Linked DNA regions of Homo sapiens: region 2 is linked to region 1. A link is an interaction called in ENCODE POLR2A ChIA-PET data of the cell type or tissue named here. Cell type or tissue: OCI-LY7. All regions are shown on one strand. Links, peaks and the distances in the headings refer to the core of each region. The heading gives the core; the rest is flanking DNA. Region 1 overlaps MBNL1 (muscleblind like splicing regulator 1). Region 2 has its middle 26 kb from the start of MBNL1.

Evidence for each region. ChIA-PET counts read pairs that join two places held together with the same protein. Peaks named below come from ENCODE experiments on the same cell type or tissue, not always from the same donor. Only the 100,000 strongest peaks of a DNase experiment are listed, where the experiment ranks them.
Region 2: POLR2A ChIA-PET joins it to region 1 with 12 read pairs; 5 of 35 experiments call an interaction of 5 or more read pairs at or near these places.

Annotation. Positions count from the first base shown.
Region 1 is chr3:152,372,019-152,382,642 of GRCh38, reverse strand. All of the region lies in intron 2 of MBNL1 (muscleblind like splicing regulator 1), which reads right to left. Among named protein-coding and RNA genes, the nearest start is that of MBNL1-AS1, 110 kb to the right of the region's middle. In OCI-LY7, for the core only: a CTCF peak has its summit at 7,942; a DNase peak (open chromatin) is centred at 5,802; H3K4me3 peaks cover 2,130 bases; H3K27ac peaks cover 4,170 bases.
Region 2 is chr3:152,237,623-152,248,246 of GRCh38, reverse strand. It overlaps a transcript of MBNL1 not described here. Among named protein-coding and RNA genes, the nearest start is that of MBNL1, 26 kb to the left of the region's middle. RefSeq lists enhancers at 4,422-4,551, 4,682-4,741. In OCI-LY7, for the core only: no CTCF peak of the experiment used is centred there; DNase peaks (open chromatin) are centred at 2,266, 3,896, 4,816 and 6,932; H3K4me3 peaks cover 4,450 bases; H3K27ac peaks cover 5,650 bases.

The DNA of each region.
Region 1 (10,624 bases), core at 1,336-9,335:
ATTAAAGACAAATGTATGTTGCATTAATTGCCTGGGATACATATTCAGAAGCATTCTTGGAAATAAGTGCTATCATAATGAAAAGAGCCTCTAGGGAAGCACATTGTTCTCACTGATTTTTTAAGTTTCATTTTCTTTTTCACGCTTCAAATTACTTGAAGCTTTAGGGAAGGGGCAGGAAAGTCCTGCTTCCATTATCTATTTTTTCTTGCTAACACAACGTATGAATTCTCCAGCTTTTGTCCCTTTAAAAAAAATGTTATGCAACCTAACATATTATGGCGAGGAACACGGATTCTATCACAGAGTCAAAATGTACTCTTATATTTATTATTTTACATTACGATTTTAGGAAAGAAAAATATTTTCTTTGCTTTAATAAATAAATCATTGTCTGAGTGGCATTTAGCTTAACTACTGTGTAAGACAAACAGGATCAGAGTGGTCAGCTAGTTTTCCATTTGGCTTTTTCCACTGCCAAGTGGGTTTAAAGGAAAACTATTTCATACTTATATTTGCTTACTTGGTTGAATATTACCACCTCTGCTTACTAAACAAGTCTAAATATACCTTTCTAGGGGTAACTAAAGAGTATGTTACGCCTACTTAGTTACACTAAGTTTGTTTCTAAATCAATTGAGAAAGACGCCAAACACCTACTATGTCCCCAGCCTCAAAAATTTGTTCCCTGCACTGAAGCAGGTTAATATGTCAAAAGAACAGTTGAAAAACTGAAGTATAGGTTAATCAAGCAATTATTTGACATCTAATAGCTAAACCCTTCAAATTCTTTGGCTGATTTAATCAGTTTGAAAGTAAGTTAAGCATTTCAGAGAACAAACCATAGCCTTTTCTCACTCTAAGTTACAAAGCTAAACTAGATAACATTTTTTAATCAGAAAAATTAAAAACAAACATTTCATAGAAACAGGTGTGGAAATTAACATGTGAATGAAAAGAATTATTGGCATGTTAAATTAAGAACAATTTTCATAGAAATATGAATATAGAAATATAAAATAAAATTTTGCTAACTATAGAATTACTAGATAATTACCAAAATGAGTTTTTTAACAAATGATTTTCCAGGAAACGACACAGACACATTTATCTATTCTGCTTTAATATTCCAAAAAGTAACCAAAATGTATTCACATTTTTATGTTGTTTTAAAATTTAAAATATTTTAACTGTAAATAGGAATTTTTCTTTACAGAATAGTGTGCACTTATGGACAGCGTTTGTTTTTACTTTTTTTTGTTTGTTTGTTTGTTTTTAGCAAGTAAGGACACATACTAGCTCAATATGCCATGGGCTTTTTCTACTCCTGCCTGAAGTATATAGACAGAAGTCTAATAAGGAAAGCTATAAACTGCTGCTACCTTTACATATAGCCATATTTGTACACATTTCCCCAAATCCAGATGTGTTCATATTACAATCCAGTCTTTGTTACAAGTAACTTTGAATGTAGTCAGAGTTTAGAGCTGCCTTTTATATAAATGAAATGTAGATATACAACTTGTTATAATGAAAACATCTATTATAAAATCTTAGTTTGAGAAAAGATGCATGGTTGTTGCCATTTGGATTTGTCTAAAAACAAGATAATTTGATGAAGCAAAGCCAGTTTATCTTATTGCTGCCCCTCCTTCTGTTTTATTAACTGTGTGTTTCTCAAATATTAAGGTATAAGAACTTGCTATTAACAAAAACAAAACATAACAAAAATTAAAAGATATTCTAACTTAGAATTGGCTTGTGAATAGTTCGATTATTCAGAGTCTGTGTGTGTAGTGCCACAAAAATGTGAATATTCACAAGGAAAAATATTAACTCAGTGCTTAGAAAAATGTGTAGTGGCATCCACACACATTTGAAATACGTAATCAGAAGTGCCTTTTTTAAAAAAAAAACTCAATATAGGAAATGTTTAAAGTTGTGTTAAAGTACATAATGTGAAAATGCAGTAACTCCCACATAAAGGGCTAAATATAATGTATTAAGGTATCTGAAATATTACTCTTTTCAGCTCATACTCTGAGCTCAAAATACTCTGGACACATTTAGCCAAGGTTTTGAAGGTAAGGATAATGAAGCAAAAGCTGTAAAACCTCTTTCAATACCTCTTTAGGGGCTTACATCTAGTAATCAATTAACAATTGGAAAGTTTTTCCATTCATGCTGTTTCCCTGTCGATTCCCCTTTTCTTCTCATTCTCTCCATTCTATCTGGCTCAATGCCCGTTTAGACCTTACCATAAACTTTGAGTTTAGATACAAGGAAACAGATTTGAGCAATTTGGAAGATAAGGAGCGTGTCAAATTCTCAAAATACTCCACTTTCTTTCTCTAATCACTCAGACACTGTATTTTAGGTATTCAATATGTTCTACAACTGTTAATGTTAAATTCTGTGGGCATTTCCTACTTTTAGACTTTATGATGCATCTTCAAACTTCAAATCTGTAACAAAAGGAGACTTTCCAAATACAGAGAACCTAACAGTAAGTGACGAATAGGGAAGGAAAATTTCTTCATCACAAGGTTATACAACCTGTTATGTACTACTGAGCAATGGTATAAAAATCTTCATATCTAGCAATCTTTAAGAAGATCTTTGAGGTTTAGAATTAATATTAATTTATCTGGGCTAGGAATAGCAGTCTTGTGGTTCTAGGTTCTGTTTTACTTTTAGAAATTATATCTACTTAGTAAGTATTTAATTGCCTTATAGTATAAACATCCTATATAAATAGCCTCCATCTATCCCAAGGAAATTAGTCTATCTCATTCCAATGGAGCAGAGGCGGAAAAGCTTAACCTATCTTCTGACTCATTGTTCATCTGAATCTTTAACTAAAGGGAAAAAAAATGCAAAATAAGACAAATTTTAAAACTTCTCAAAAACAAAACAAAACCCTACTGCAACCTCATGATTCTACAACAATATTTGCAGCAATTATTAAATGTAGATGTCATTTAGAAAATTTTTGAGATTCTGCCTGTGTAATGCCAAACAAAAACATATCAATATTCAGAAGGAGAAAGTATTACGTCAGTGCTTATAAGAACGTGTAGTGACATGCACACGCATCTGAAATGCATAAACAGAAGTGCTTTAATTTAATGAAGACAATTCTGAACAATTTGGAAAGGTCCCCAAGAAAGGAAAATATATTTTTCCAAAAATATAACTCATAGTCAAAATAGTTCCAAAGAAAGGCTAAAATAGTTTTAATATTTAAACCTGTAAGAAAAGCTGTACACCTCCATAGGTGGTTTCTATTCCAAGGGAAAATGCTGTAATCACCAAATATTAATGATCATTGGTTGACAGAAAACTCTGATAATATTTTTCAGAAATAGCCACATTAAAAGCAGAGAGCTAAATATATAGGAGTTCCTGCTTCAGTGTAGAGTCTATCAATTTGCCAAGAGAAACCCAAGGGTAATTATCAAAAATGTCAGTGGTGACTTTATATGACAAATTTTTAATTAATTTCCATTGCTTCTAATCTAGTTTGAGATTATTTGTTAATGTTAAACATGCAGGATGACCCTTTTACAAATCAAAATATAGTTGATAGAGTATTCAGTCTACTACAAACATACATTTTAAACTTCAGGCCAGGCATGGTGGCTCATACCTGTAATCTTACCACTTTGGGAGGTCAAGGAGGGGGACTCACTTAAGCCCAGGAGTGTGAGACCAGCCTGAGCAACATAGTGACACCTGATCTCTAAAAAAATGCAATTATCAGCCAGGCATGGTGGCATGTGCCTGTAGTTGCAGGTACTTGAGAGCCTGAGATAGGAGGTTTGCTTGAGCCTGATGGGTTGAGGCTGCGGTGAGCCATGATTGCACCATTGTATCCCACCCTGGGCAGCAGGGCAAGACCTTGTCTCTAAATATAAAATAAATAAATAACATAAGGATAAAAAGTAAAACTCCTGTTTCAATAATGATGCAAAATAGTATCTTGGGTATGATTTCTTGATATTATTGGAATTGTAAAAAGCCTTGGAAGATTTCAAAGAGAAAATCTTTCAAAGGAAAAAGTAATGATATAAGTACATTTAAAAAGATTTTTGCAAAAAGCTGTCTAGCTATTACATAAATACCAGGTAGAAATATACTATTACCTACCTAAATAAATATAGAGAGGTAGCATTAAAAACATGTTGTTGCATTATATTGTACCCGTTTCTTGGTAGGAGCTATCATGCAAAATAGAAATATTTTTAAAAAGTACATTACTATATCTCTCTTGAGTAGCTAGAACATACATTAATTTTTAAAAAAAATAGACATAGAGTCTTGCTTTATCACTCAGGCTGGAGTGCAGTGGTGAAATTGTGCCTCATTTCAGCCTCTAATTCCTAGGCTCAAGTGATCCTCCCACCTCAGCCTCCCAAGTAGCTAGAAAACACACCTAGTGAATTGTTTTTTTGTTTTGTTTTGTTTTTGTAGAGATGAGGTCTTGCTATGTTGCCCAGGCTGGTCTCGATCTCCTGGCCTCAAGCAATCTTCCTGCCTTGGCTTCTCAAAGCACAGGGATTACAGGAATGAGCCATCCCACATGGCCTGAAACATTCTTAATATAGTTAGTCCTCACTTAACATCACCAATAGGTTCTTAGAAACTGTTACTTTACATAAAACAATATACAGCAGGTCCTCAAATAATATCGTTTCCTTCAAGGTCATTTAGTTATAACACTAATGAGAAAAACAATTGGTTTTGTTATACTCCATTTCATGTCAAGTCATAGTTTCCAAGAATCCACGGAAGACAGTAAGCGAAGATTTCCTATACCTTATCCTTGTGTCCATCATTTGATAGCTCAACCTATTATGAAACAATAGATTAACATGATAGATCTGATCATAGATCAAATTTAGGTCACTGTAGAAGTCAGTTAATTTACTCAATGTTAAATAATTTTAAACAATACCAAAGATTCTGAAACATGAATGTGGCCTCCAAATATGTTAATGTGTGTCACAATATAGGTTTCAATTCCATCAACAATTTGCCTTTGAACACATAATGACAACAAACATTTCTTGCTATATAATGTGTACTATACACAGTTCTAAGAGCTTCACATGTATTAGACCCTAAAATTCTATTCAATAGGCCTTTTATTGTCCCCAAATAAGAGATAATACAATATAAATTAACAGGTTAATTTACTAACGGTCTATGGCTGACGAGTGGAGGTGTTGGGGCTTGAATTTAATTTCGGTTCTATAACCACCTGATGGGTCCTAGCTATTACACGACTTCTATATGATCTACAGGTTCAGGTCTCTGCAGACAGTATAGAGGACAGCAGTAGGTAGTTTCAAATCAACCCAGATTCAAAGGCCCACATAAAAACAAGGACCAGGCCAATTCAATGAAAAAAGCATCTTATCTAAGCATAATTCTATTAAATGTAGTAAAATATCATCTTATCAAAAATGAGAAAACCTTTGAAAAAAGGAACAACCACAACCATCATTAATGGCTTCTCACTCACAATGAAAATCTTTCAACTACTTGGAATAGCCTCACTGTTTTTGCTGTATTATCCTCACTGCCACAGTTTTGGGGCTTTGTTTTAAAACAACAAGTTCGCATGTAAATCACTAGCCACAAACTCAACTTCATGTAACATTTTAAGTCTAGGGGAAGTACGGGGAAAAGGGAACAAAAGGGAAAAGAGGAAGTGAGGAAATGAAACTAGCAAAAAATAGGGAACAAAAAGCATGCAGACTTCAGGTGAAGCAGCGAGACCCATTTTCCCCAAGAAGAGATATATATGTATGTGTGTGTGTATGTGTGTGTGTGCGCATGCACGTGTGTGTGTGCGTATATATATAGAGAGAGTGCGTGGCACCCCTCAGCTCATCTGCTAGGAGATGGACGTGCAGCTAATGACATGAGGCTTCTGCATTCTTTACAGCAGCTCTTATTCCTAAAAACATACTATTAGCCAAAAAAAAATGTTCTTTAGATTCCTTGGGCTTTTGCTCTCCTCTTAGCTATATTTAATATATGATCATCTACATAACAATCTGACAAATGGAAAATTTCCAACAACCATTAGTCAGCAAGTCTTGTCCACCATAAACATCACATTTTACTTCTAAAACAGCTTCTTATTTTACGGATGAACCACACATAACTACACTCTCAAGAGCTTCTTTTTTAAGAGAGTCTAACTATGAAGAGAAAACTATATCACTGTATTAGACAAAAGATTAAAACAATGGAGATAAACAATTAAAGCATAATTCAATGTATGTTTCCTCGAGATAATATGTGAGACTTTTCTGAGACATCTGAGTCAAATACTTGTATAATCCGAAAAAGTTAACAAAATATAGTCTTTTCTCAAGAAAAAAATCTTACATTTTAAATATTTCTATCATAAATAGAAACTATTTCTGAACTTGAAAACTTTTGTAAAGTATGTCATACTACACTTAAAACTAAAAACTTATTAATATATTCATGCATCTTATAGTTGGAATATAAGATACCATGGGTATGATACCGGCCTGACAGTATGAGTTCTGAGCAGAAATATATAAAGAAAAATGGAGAAATTTATCCAGGAAACAAAGAATTGGTATCTAAACTTAGATTTTTCTGAAGGCTAAAGGGAAATAAATGTGGCTAACATTGCATCTCAAAATCTGGTTAATACTGTTGTTTAATTTAAGGATATATCTTATTCTTATTAAACAACAGTATTAAACCAGTTGGAAAATATTCCTTTCAAGATGGAAAAAGATATAGAAATTTAAGTACTCAGTCTTTTTTTTTTTTTGAGACAAGGTCTTGGCTCCATCACCCCGGCTGGAGTGTAGCAGAGCAATCACGACTCACTGCAGCCTCAACCTCCAGGGCTTAAGCAATCCCCCCACCTCAGACTCCCAAGTAGCTAGGACTACAGGCACACATCGAAGACCTGGCTAACTTTTTTGTTTTGTTTGTAGATATTGAGAAGAATAGCCTGGGGCTTACTGGTTTCATTGCTGAATTTTTACCAAACATGTGAAGAAGACCTAATACCAATCACTATGTTGCTCAGGCTGGTCTTGAACTCTGGCCTCAAGTGATCCTCCCCACTTGGCCTCCCAAAGTGCTGGGATTACAGGCATGAGCCACCACACCCAGATCTAAATCTTTATTATTATAATCATTATTTATTTTTACAAGTACCTTATACAAGATGCTATAAATATTTGTATGCATAATTCAACAGTAATCAGTGGTGTTTATCTAAACTAACTGATAATCTACAGATTGCAGTGCATTTATGATTTCAATGGAATTAATCTAATTCTCCACACTTAATTGTGAGAATAGCTATAAACAGATTGTCAAGAGGAGCCTTTTAGTGCCAATGCTTTACTTGAGGAAAAAAATTTCTTTTGGGCAAACCCATCTTTATTCATTGCAGAATACAACGATTCTCAAAAGTAGCTTAACAACCCCAACTCCGCTGGGTAAGTGTGGTGGCACACGCCTGTAATCCCAGCTACTTGGGAGGCTGAAGAAGGAAGGCTGCTTGGGGCCAGGAGTTTGAAACCAGCCTAGACAACATAACAAGAGTCTGTCGCGAAAAAAAAGCAAACAGGCAAACAAAAAATAACCTCAACTTCTTATAATATGCATGTCTTAGAAGATATCTTCTTTGCCACATAAATAAAATATGAAAATAACAGACAAGTTCCAAGAAATAATATAATGAAATCAACTCTTCTTTGCTCATGGGAAAAATAATTACTTCCATTTCCTGAGTCCTCTTTTGACCTATGAGAACACAAAGGATTTGCCGCCAGTGGGCAGAAGACAGTGGGTGTGGCAATTTATACATGCCATGTTAGAAACAGCTCAAGCATCCCTGAAGCCTTCCTCTACTTTTCCATTTATTTTTACATGTTTCAGATCCACAGTGAACACTTTGTTTGGCAAATGTGATCTAGATTATTTAATAAGTGTGACTTCAATTTCACTTTCCTGGTATTCGTATGCTGCCCATTTTTCAGTCAGCTTACTTTGAGTCCAAGTTGACCCCCTAGTTTGAATGGTCACGGCATATAAGGGGAATACCAGGCATATCTGTCAACTCTATGGGTTTAAGACACTGCAGTGTGATTACTTAGTGATTTATAATAGAGCTGGGAAATGACTACTTGCTGTGCTCCTGGGAGACACTGGTGGCTGACCCTGATTACAGAAAGTAGTAATACATACTTTCCAGCTGAAGATGCCCTCAGAGCAGTTTTCATCAGGTCATTACAAGAATCCTCTAATCAAAAATGAAAATGACCCTTCTCCATCCAACTCTGACCTCCCACAAAAATCACTTTTAAAAATTAAATAATTTGCAAATAATAAAGTATCATACTTTTAAAAAGTAGATGATTTGCAAATAATAAATCACTGTACATATGAAATTTAAAAGTGCTGTTTCTATAGCTAGGCTATTTCCCTATTCTATTTCTTTTATCTTTAATCTTATATGTTTCTAAAGAAGAAACTATAAAGCAGCAACTCATTTTTAAAACAGCCTTTATATGTAAAAGATGCATATACACAAGAAATTATATGCCATTTAAGATATGCTTTAAAATGTTCTAGCCTATTCCCTCCTCCCAAAAAAGTGAGAAGATAGAAGCAACAAGATCAATAAATAAGGAAAATCATCAACACTGAATTATGGTATATTACACTATTCTCTCTACTTTTGTACATATTTGAAAATCTTCATTTATAAATCTAATTTTAAAATATGTAAACATGGATAAGTTTTCCATTAAATCACCATTTCTCCCAAACAACCTAATCACTTAAAAGTAAAATATGAGTGGCTGGCAAGATGGCCTAACAGGAACAGCTCAGGTCTGCAGCTCCCAGTGAGATCAATGCAGAAAGTGGGTGATTTCTGCATTTCCAACTAAGGTACCTGGCTCATCTCTTTGGTACAGGTTAGACAGTGGGTGCAGCCCACAGAGCACGAGCCAAAGCAGGGGGGGTGCATCACCTCACACGGTAAGCTCAAGGGGTGAGAAAACAACCTCCCCCACCAAAGGGAAGCCATGAGGGACTGTGCAATGAGGAATGGTGCATTCCAACCCAGATACTATGCTTTTCCCATGGTCTTTACAACCCACAGACCAGGAGATTCCCTCGAGTGCTGACACTACCAGGGCCCTGGGTTTCAAGCGCAAAACAGGGCAGCCATTTAGGCAGACACCAAGCTAGCTGCAGAAGGTTTTTTTTTTTTTTTTTTTTTTTTCCATACCCCAGTGACACCTGGAAGGCCAGCGACAGAACTGTTCACTCTCCTGGAAAGGGAACTGAAGCCAGGGAGCCAAGTGGATCAGTGGATCCCACCGCCACAGAGCCCAGCAAGCTAAAATCCACTGGCTTGAAATTCTTGCTGCCAGCACAGCAGTCTGAAGTCGACCTGGGACTCTCAAGCTTGGTGTGGGGAGAAGCGTCCACCATTACTGAGGCTTGAGTAGGTGGTTTTCCCCTCACAGTATAAACAAAGCTTCTGGGAAGTTCGAATTGGGCAGAGCCCACCACAGCTCTGCAAAGCTGCCATAGCCAGACTGCCTCTCTAGATTCCTCCTCTCTGGACAGGGCATCTCTGAAAGAAAGGCAGCAGCCCCAGTCAGGGGCTAACAGATAAAACTCCCACCTCTCTGGGACAGAGGACCTGGCGGAAGAGGCGGCTGTGGGTGCAGCTTCAGCAGACGTAAATGTTCCTGCCTGCCAGCTCTGAAGAGAGCAGCGAATCTCCCAGCACAGCACTCAAACTCTGCTAAGGGACAGACTGCCTCCTCAAGTGGGTCCCTGACCCCTGTGCCTCCTGACTGGGAGACACCTCCCAGCAGGGGTCAACAGACACCTCATACAGGAGAGCTCCACTAGCATCTGGCGGGTGCCCCTCTGGGACGAAACTTCCAGAGGAAGGAGCAGGCAGCAATCTTTGCTGTTCTGCAGTGTCTGCTAGTGATACTCAGGCAAACAGGGTCTGGAGTGGACCTCCAGCAAACTCCAGCAGGCCTGCAGGAGAGAAGCCTGCCTGTTAGGAGAAAAACTAAAAAACAGAAAGGAATAGCATCAACATCAACAAAAACGATGTCCACACAAAAACCCCATCCAAAGGTCACCAACATCAAAGACCAAAGGCAGATAAATCCAGGGAGATGAGGAAAAACCAGCACAAGAAGGCTGAAAATTCCAAAAACCAGAACACCTCTTCTCCTCCAAGGGATCATAACTCCTCGCCAGCAAGGAAACAAAACTGGATGGAAAATGAGTTTGACGAATTGACAGAAGTAGGCTTCGGAAGGTGGGTAACTCCTCCGAGCTAAAGGAGCACATTCTAACCCACTGCAAGGAAACTAAGAACCTTGAAAGAAGGTTAGAAGAATTGCTAACTAGAATAACCAGTCTAGAGAAAATCATCAATGACCTGATGGAGCTGAAAAACACAGCACAAGAACTTTGTGAAGCATACACAAGTATCAATAGCCAAATCGATCAAGTGGAAAAAAGGATATCAGAGATTGAAGATCAACTTAATGAAATAAAGCATGAAGACAAGATT
Region 2 (10,624 bases), core at 1,394-9,393, 130 kb after region 1:
AAAATGTTTTTGCTGCTCCTCCAATTCAGCTATATTCACCCACATAGAACGAGAATAAAAGCAACCTACTTAAAATTTTTTCTTGTGCAAAAGAAAATAGATTGAATTAAGGTACACTTTTAAAAATTTTACTTATTTTTTCAAAATCAAAACTGTGGTGATTTTTCTCAAAATCATATTGCAATTTATTTTTTCCCAAGGTGAGAAAAATTTTGAGAATGTGATAACCACTACATATTAAAAAAAAACTAAAGGCTCATGATGAAATATCTGTAAAGTAGAATAATAATGAGGTATGAAATTTTATACTGGTTCATGGAGCAACACCAATAGACTAACTTCATTCTTCATCTGCTTTCCAAGGTTGCAATATTAATGAATGATTCTAATGACATTTTTATTTAAATTTGGATTTAAATATGCAAATCTGGTATTTTCCCCCATAATATTAAAAGCAAAAAAATTAAATAAAAAGTTAAAACCTATATTTAGAAAATGTATATAAAGATAAAAATAAAACTGGAAGGAATTTTAAAAACATTAAATCTAAGTGCCTAATTTTAGTTAATAAAAAATGATAAAAAGCATCAATGATGTCAGACAAATAACAGAACTATACTAATTCTCAAATAACAAGTTATATTTTAAAGATTAAAAATTAATGAACAGTGGTTTTATTTTCTACAATGCAGATATGTAAATTAGATTCCATTTCATTTATTTTTTTAAATGGAAGTATTCAGAAATATAAAATGGCTTACCCTTATTCTTTATATCTGTAAAAGGTATTTTCTTTTCATGTATCATGAAAATGATACATATTTTATCATACAGAGCTCATGTACTGTCATAGCTCATATTTTTGCAATCATAATAATTTCTTATTTATTTAGCATATTTTAATTATATGTGAATATGCAAATATAGCAATCATTTGGAATTTACATTTATTAAAAATAAATAGAAAGTCAACAAACACAGGAGGGCACAAATTTTCTTTTAAATGGCTGAAAGACCCACATTATCTGGGATACAAAGATTTTTGTTTTTCAATAACAGGTCATGTCTCTGAGTTTGCACCCAAACTGTAATCTTTCTTTCAGGCAACAAACTTTCTTCTCTTTATTCTTGCAAATGGGAAAATGGCCAAAAGAAGAGGAAACAAAACAGCTAAACAAAAACTAAATCTTTCAATGTTCTTTTGGAAGTTCAGTAATTTATGTCAAAAACAAATAGCACTGTTATTCCTAAATGTAATTATTATTTGAAAAATAATATACGTTTATTTGTTGGAGTGGGATAGAGCCCTCTATAAGCAGATCATTCTTTTCTATTTCTATAGATGAGCAACTTTGGGAAGGTCATCTTGTGAAGGAGGAGGAGAACATCCATTTAACTGTGAGATTAGCAGCATCAACCCTGGACCCAATAGTTTAATAGACCCCCAAGAAGATCATCCACTTCACACAATCAAACTATGCCTTATTAAGACAGAGACCAAATTTTACAATACTATACACAGCAGTCATCCAGTCTCAATTTTTATTAGATTCAATGAAAACTTCTTAGACAATCATGTCACATAAACATAATCTACTAAAACACAGTAAAATATATACTACAGCTCAGAAGCCAAAATTAAATTTTCCAGTAATAAATTATTTATCATATTTATGATGAATAAACAATAATATTAAATAATTAATATTAAATATTTGTTAATATTTATTTACCATTAATATTATCATGGAAACTCAGATGAGCACTCATTTTTTTCTTATGTAAAGACAATTTTATCAAAGAGAGAACAACTTAAAAACTTATTTTCCATAATCTAGAACTAGGATGTTCATTCAGACTTTACTAATTATTGACAACAACAACAACAACAACAAATCTGTCTTGCCAGAAAGATAGTATCTTCTCTGCTGCTTTAGCCTTCATTTGCTGTTCTGAATTACACTTATGACCAATTTATATTGTAATCTCCTTGGGCTATGTTTCCTTGTGATTGTTAGCCATTATTTAGTATATTACCATACTACATATAACACTTAATAGCTCATGATATCAAAATATCTCATAGTTAAAATTGTGGACATTTGAACTTCTGATGGAAGTAGTTGTGTTTATTTTTAAGGTTTCTTTATTTTTATATTTTTAGAGACAGAATCTGGCTCTGTCACTTAGGCTGGAGTGTAGTGGTGCAATCACAGCTCACTGCAGCCTTGATCTTCTGACTTAAGCCATTCTCTTGCCTCAGCCTCCAAAGTAGCTGGGACTACAGGCTTGAGCCCCTAGACCTGACAAGCAGTTGTGTTTAATTAGTGTGTGATAAAGATGAAGAAGCACAATTGTAACGGATTTCTAACAACCATCAACTTAATTTTAAAATTTTCATCGAGTTAAGTATGTCAAATTTGATTCAACAATTCACATCTGAGTTTGTAACAGTAACACTCTGCTTTCCTTCTCCCTATAATAAGAAGACAGCAACTATTGGTGCAACTTATTGGTGTAGTGCATGAAAATACGTAAAACAAACCAACAAAAAACCAACTAGGTACTAGGTAACATACTAGAACCAGTAATAACAGCACCATTTACCAAAATTTATCAAAAATTAAATCTATTAATTGATGGGATAGTGTGGACTTTCTTTTTTGGAAGCCATGAGATTAGTCTAATTTTTTCAAACCAAATTAAGAAAGCTTCAAATACATCTTGGGATATTTATACTTACCAAATCTCACACGGTAAATGTGTGATGTATGAAACTTTCTCAAAAGGATTCAATTATGAAAATGCTCAGAGGCAAACTCTTCAAACCTCCATATGTATATATAGCCAGAGTAGTTCACTTAAACAGATTTTTCTTCTCAAAGCTGTATTAAACACTCCTTAATGTTTTTACCAAAGTATAAAGAAACCAACAGCTTTTAAAAGGAAGATTTAAAAATTGCTATATTATGAATACAATTGTATTAAATACAGTTAATATGTGTAGGTATTATTCTGGATTAGTGCAAATTTGAATAAAAGTTTCTAGGATCTAGATTATTTTAGAATTTCACTAATAAGATCAGTTTCAGTTTAGTTTGATTTCCAATTATCAAACCAAATGTCTTACTTTGTTTTCATTCTTACTATATTTTAAGCATTATAAATACAAATTAAACTTATTTAGAAAACAATACATTTTAAAAATTAGATTTGCATATTTCATTTAAAATTTTAAGTCATGCTGTCTACACTACAAATTAATTTTTCTAAACAAATATCATCATAAAGTGATGATATAAAAATAATACTGAAATGTCATATTTTAAATGATACAATATATTTTCACGGTGGGTAAAAACAAATGTAAGAATGCTTTTTTTTCTGGAAAGTGCTCAACTAATAATATGCAAAATGAACAAAAGTATATCTGTGAGAGAATATTAGAAATAATCTAGAGCTGGGAAAGAAGAAAAGTTATCAAATTTGTTAATAATCCAAATGCCTCTTCAGCACTAAATTGTGTGCAAAATTACAAATACACAAGAAAGATAACGTTTTATTTTGCAGGTAAAATAATTTGGAGATCAATGAAAACTTTAAATTTTTCCAGGTTTTTAAAAGCTTGTATGTGAAGCTGAAGCTTTGTAAATGTATTAAACTTTTTATTTAAAATGTCGGTTACTTACTTGAAAGAGTTATCAGGTTTATCTAATCTACACTGTAATGTGGCCAGCATTTAAATTGTTGCTATATAAATAGCAATCCAAATAATAAAATGAAAAATAGCAAATAATTGTTCTTACCTCTATGCTTAGTTATAGTTGCTTGTTAAGCTGCTTCATGGGTTGAGACAAACTACCAGCACTTCAAAGAGCTCAGTTCTCTGCTCAACTCTCTTCTCTAGTTACATTATTTTTTTTCCTCTGCAAAAGGATAGTCCACCAAAAGAGGAAGTTATGAAATAACAGTCATTATGCTTTATCCATTTTATGGGGCATGGAAAATTATTCATAAAGCTTACACTTGAAATCACAGCAACAGGCTATAATTGGTGCCTGTACACATATATAATTAAAGTATATGCATGTTTATATGTGTAAGCAAATTTTAGAAAAGTTAAGCTATTGAAACCTATAGTTGGCCTGGCACGGTGGCTGACGCCTGTAATCCCAGCACTTTGGGAGGCTGAAGCGGGCAGATTACCTGAGGTCAGGAGTTCAAGACCAGCCTGGCCAACATAGTGAAACTCCGTCTCTACTAAAAATACAAAAGTTAGCCTGGCATGGTGGCAGGCGTCTGAATCCCACTTACTCAGGAGACTGAGGCAGGAGAATCGCTTGAACTCAGGAGGCGGAGGTTGCAGTGAGCTGAGATCGCGGCCATTGCTTTCCAGGCTGGGAGACACAGTGAGACTCCATTTCAAAAAAGAAAAGAAAAGAAAAGAAACCTATACTTGATTAAGTAGTGCTCGTTTACATAAGGAAGCATCTCCTGTGTGGCTCAATGATCACAGAAAACATTGCTCTATGCAGAAGAAAACTGTCCAGCTGATATATGGGAATTAACTTGCTTTTACAAGTCTAATTAATTTAAAGTCTTTGAAGTATGACACAAATGCTAATCTGACTACAGGCATCTTATTAAAGGAAGAAAAAAAAAAAACCTCCAGTAAACAGACATTTTCCTGGAATTTGGGTAGCGGTTTTTTACCTACAAGTCTCAAACTTCCTTTCTCATGAATAGTTGCCTGTTACATATAGATAAAGCACTGCAAAACTGAAACTGTTACTTACACATGAACTATGGTCTTTCACTACTTCAGCCACAAGAGTAAAAAACAGGTGCAGAGGTGCAGATCCTGCAAAACTGAACATTTAGCTGGCTAAGTTTCTTACAGGTTGGAGTAGTAAATGAGAATATTTAAAGGACAGTAGGGACAATGGTTGAAAAAAGACATAAAAAAGTTGATCAAAGCAAGTACTACTGCCAAATTCAAATAAAAGGATATATACAAATATATTTATCATGGGTTTAGGTTGCCAGATAATAGAAGCCAATGTGTAGCTTCATTTTTTATGTGTGGCAGTTGCTCCCAAACTCCCTTGCTCATTGGGGAAGAAGGAGATGGATTGCAAGAGCAATACAGTAATTATGCAAACCTCCACATGTTGCAAGAACCACTTTCTGGACTTTAGAAGCTATCATGCTGTCACTGCACCACACTCTTTGCTTTTTATTTAACCTTATGTCCAAAGAGGCATTAAAGAGTACTTAGACTGGGCACAGTGGCTCACGCCTGTAATCCCAGCACTTTGGGAGGCCGAGGTGGGTGGATCACTTGAGGTCAGGAGTTCGAGATCAGCCTGGCCAACATGGTGAAACCCCATCTCTACTAAAAAAAATACAAAAATTAGCCAGGCACTTTGGCAGGCCCCTGTAATCCCAGCTACTCAGGAGGCTGAGGCAGGAGAATCCCTTGAACCTGAGAGGCAGAGTTTGCAGTGAGCCGGGATCCTGCCACTGCACTCCAGCCTCGGCCATAGGGTGAGACTCCGTCTCAAAAACAAACAAACAGAGTAATTAGGAGATGATTAGAAGCTGAAATATTTTCCATTTCACCTAAACTCATACTTAATGTGAGTTTGCAGGAAGTTAAATAAACCAAATGCAGAAAGCTGTCCCCTCCATAAAACGCACAAAAAACAAAAACAAATAAACGAACAAAACCCCAGTATGTCATTGATATCAAATTTTATTTGAATTCCTTTGTGAACTACTTATAAGGAAATCCCTACAGAGAAGTTGTCAATGTGATTAAAATTGCTTAGATTCTATGTGTTTAGACAAATTTTAAATATTATTGTATTTGGGTATCATTATATAAAACACTAGGCTTATCAGTCCCCAAAGACCCAGTCACACTCTGGAAGCATAGTCCTCAATGTCTGCTGTAATTTTAATGTATTTCCTCAATATTTGTGTACCTTTTGCCTGAATAGTGGATGTATATCTCTACTTCTCTTCTTCTCTAATGATCCCTTCCAGGCTGATAAATATGCTCAAGTTTCTTCCCTATTAAAAATTCCTCCTCTGACTGACTTGTCATATTACTTTCTTTTTCTTCATCAGAACTTTTTGAGAAAGTTGCCCACATTGACTTGAGCCCTTATATCTTTTTTGTATGTGTGTATGGTAGAATATATTTAACAAAATTTACCATTTGAACCATTTTTAAATGTACAGTTCAGAGGCATTAAGTACATTCACACTGTTAGGCAACCATCACCACCATCTATCTCCAGAACTTTCTCATTCTTCTAGACTGAAACTCTGTACCTATTAAACAATAACTGAACGTTCCTTCCTGCCCTCAACCTGGCAACCACCATTCTACTTTCTATCTCTATGAATGTGATTACTCTAGGTACTTCATATGAATGGAACCATATGACATTTGTCCATTTGTGTCTGGCTTATTTCACTTAGGTTCATCAAAGTTGCAGCATGTGTCAGAATTTCCTTCCTTCTTAAAGCTGAATAATATTCTATTGTATGTATATACCACATTTGTTTCCTATTTATCAGATGATGGACACTTGAGTTGTTGCTATCTTTGGCTATTGAGAATAATGCTGCTATAAACATGGGTGTGCAAATATCTGTTTGAATCTTTGCTTTCATTTTTTTTGTATATACACCCAGAAGTGGAATTGAATCATACTGTAATTTTATACTTTTTGAGGACCCACCATACTAAGTCCACCTATCTTTCTCACATTTCTTCCTCCTGCATGGGTTTCTGCTTCCTCCTATTTATCAAGACTCTTGCCAAAATCACCAGTGATCTCCCTGTTACCAAATCCAAAATCCAAAAGCCCTCTTACTTGACCTGTTTTCAGCACATGCCAATGTTGACCACTTCCTCCTCCAGGAAATGTTATCTGTCTTTCAGCTCTTGACTTCACTCTCACCTTCTGATTATGTGGCAACTTCTCTGATTTATTTATGAGTCTTTAAACTCTGCTCCTCTAGTAAATGTTGCCACTTCTCAGGATTCTGTCCTGGGCTTGCTCTCCTTACCCGACAATCTCACTATCCTTGCATGGTTTTAACTGGCAAATACTGATTGCTCCCAAATCTCTGTTTCCAACCCAGTTATCTCCCTAGAAAAGTTTTCACCAATGCAAAATATAAAATCATTTCTACTTGCAATGTACAGAAAAGAGTCTGCATAGAGGCCCTAAGATAAGCCTCAATTAATTTTTCAATTCTACTATTGTTTAAACTTCAGCAGGTCAGGCAACATTTTTGAGCCCTATTTCCTCACCTGTAAATGGGGCCTTAAATGACCACCTAATACGGTTACTGGAAGTATAAAACAAAGACTACTTAAACACTTTCTTATGTTTATAGTATTAAAAATACAGTTAAAGCAAAAGTCCATTTTAATTCCCTCTAACATGATTCTTCTCCCTAGAAATAAGTAATACTATCAGTTTGATGTGTATACTTGCTTAACTATTTCCTGTATAATTACCTGTAAGACACATAAGGAGTTAAATAATTTTGTGGGGTTTTAATGTAAATAACATCACACTGTATGTTCTTCACTGGGACTTTTAAAAAGCTTAATATGGCTTGAAGGTATCCCAAGACATACTTTTGAACTGATTCATATATATCTAATTCCCTCACTGATTGAATTTGTGTTACTCTTCACAGCTAAAAATAATGTGATCAGTTGAGCATTTTAAATATCTCTCTAAAAGTAGTACAAGTCTTTATGTGAGGTAGATACAGGAAAGTAGAATTGTTAGGTCAGAAGGCATATACATTTAAAATGTTAATTGTCACTGCCAAATGGCCCAGTCAAAAAAGGTTTAATCTCCAACATTTCCTGTTTTTTTATGCGATTGCCAGTATTTGCTTTAATTAAACTTTTAAAGATTTGCCAATCTGATGGACAAGAAAATGGAGTCTTAATATTTTTATTTTGCTTTTCCCTGATTACTGTGGATATTGAACACATATTAATGTTGTATCCTCCTTTACAATTCCAGTTTTGTGAACTACCTGTTAATTCATTCCAAACTTTTCTTTTTATTTTATCTCATTATTATTTTTTTTACCTGATCACCTACTACCAGGACCAAACATTTCTTTATTGCATAATTGTCAGCTTTTTATTGATATGTAGGATTATAAGTACATTCTGTTTGAATGCATTGCAATAATTTTTCTTTTTTGGTGATGGTCCATTCTCCCCATCCTCCATTTTAGGGCTTTTCATGCTGGCTATGGTAACCTCTTGAGATGACCCTAATATTCTCTGATAATGTCTTTGATTTCTGGCACAAGATAGCCAGGTTCATTTTGTGTATTTCTTGCCCCAGAACTGAAATCACCCATTTCTCTAAAGAACCTTCGTTGCTTTTGGTAGACAGGGATTTTTGAGATCACCATCTAAACCTTAGTAGTGCTTATTGCTATTGAGTTATTACTAGCATTTGGAATAAACTCAGTCAACACATTGTTAGTTTCTTCTATGTGCCAAGCAGTACATAATTGCAAGAAAAAATACATTTAAACATGTGTTAGGAGTTTATAATATATATGAACATGTTACATCATATATTGCATTAAAAATAGTTTATGATTAATATATCTAATACACAAAAATACCTTCTTTTTAAATACAATTCGGGCACTATTTTCTTATGAAAGGATATTTTGATAAAGGTAACAATATAGTAATAATCACATTTTGCATTTAGAACTTTCAAAATACCCTTCCAAAGAAATTTCAAAAACCATGCAGATTAGAAAAATATTAAAGTTTTCGTATTTCCCATTATTTTCATTTGCATTTACCATTTTAATCCTAAATCGGCTTTCTTCTTCTTTTTCTTCTTTTTTTGTAAATTTTGCTATTATGCGCCTATCACATAGAAGAAAATAAGCATCTGTGCATATGTCCCTGGAAACAGATTTCAAGTAAAATAAAATAAATATATTTATGGTTTTAACCACTATTTCTTTCTCAAGGTATATTTTCATGGCCACTTTAAAACTACTGAAGTAGCAATATTTCAACTGCTCTTTTCATAGCTCAGTGGTGACAGAAATATTTCTGGTTCACTGATTTTGTTTTTTACTTATTAAGAGAATGGCTTAAATATTTTAACATTCTTTAACATAAATAAATAAATATTTATGTTAACATTTATATTTATATTTATCTTAACATAAATTTAAATATTTAAATTCTTTAACATGCAGTTAAAGAATTGAAGAGGATAGCATAGTCTGATTATTTTCAAGTATCTCTGACCCTTAGTTTCCTTACATATAAAAGTGGATGATAATACTAACTCCACTGGGGTACTGTGAGGATTAATTGAATATCATAGGTACAGGGCCAAGAAGACCGTGTTTCCTGAGAACGATGGTGATGAGCATTTTCAAACCTAATTTGTGAATGAATAGTTGGACAAAAATATTCTTCTAATTTTTGAATATATTTATTTGAAAACATAGCAAAGGTTAACAAATCACATCTAGTTGTACATTTATATTACATTGATTGTGTTTACTAAGAAAAATGAACTTTAAAAAACTAGGAATATAGGAGATTTATGGAGAGTCATTCATTCAATACTTTGTATCTGCTATATGTAGGGAGTTATGATAGGGACTGGGAATACAAATAAATTCCAGCTAACTTTGGCTAATGGATGGATCAGCATGATATAGAGAAGAGAGAATTTGGAGTGCTTATTTGTATCTCCTTTATGCTGCCAGGGCATGGTTTTGGAAGTGTCTGTATCCCTCCACCTACAGCCACAGCTACTCTCTGTCTTTCTCAGTCTCAGCTATTAGCTATTACTAGGTTCCAATATCATGATTCTTCCTTGCCTTTCAGGTCTAGGGGTGGTAATCCAATTAGCAATTTCCACCATTGCTCATCTCTGCCATACCTCATTTACTACTAATCATGGCAACACCTCTAAATACTCCCTTCATTAAACTATATGAAATCGATCATTTAAAATATACCACTTCAAGCAGACATTGCTCAAGATTTACATTAGCCCTCGCTGGGCACAGTGGTGTGTACCTGTAGTCCTAGCTACTCGGGAAGCTGAAGCAGGGGGATCACTTGAACCCAGGAGTTCAGGTCCAGCCTGAGCAAGAAAGCAAGGTTCTAAAGGGGGAAAAGCAAGGTTAAAAAAAATATACATTAGTCCCGTCATACAATTAAATTATACACTTGAATTGGAAACTGATCTGCTAGAAGGTGTACCGTTTCAGGGGAAACGCAAAGGAGAGTTACAGAACATGTCCTAGGCTAGCCAAATCAAGAATTGGCTCAGAAAGTGTAATGATTGAATTGACACTTGAGGATGAGTAGGACTTCATGGGTGTTTGAAAGGGGAGGGGACAAATTGGAAAAGGCATGAAAGTCAGAGAAACAGAATCATATTCACGGAGCTACATGTAGTATCCTATTTGGGAGGCATAAACTGGAAGGGTTGGGAATGGGGTGGTGAAGGAGCACAACAGATGAAGCCAGAGAGAAAGGGGCTTCAGAAAATGGAGGGTGTTGTAAGGAACAGTGTCT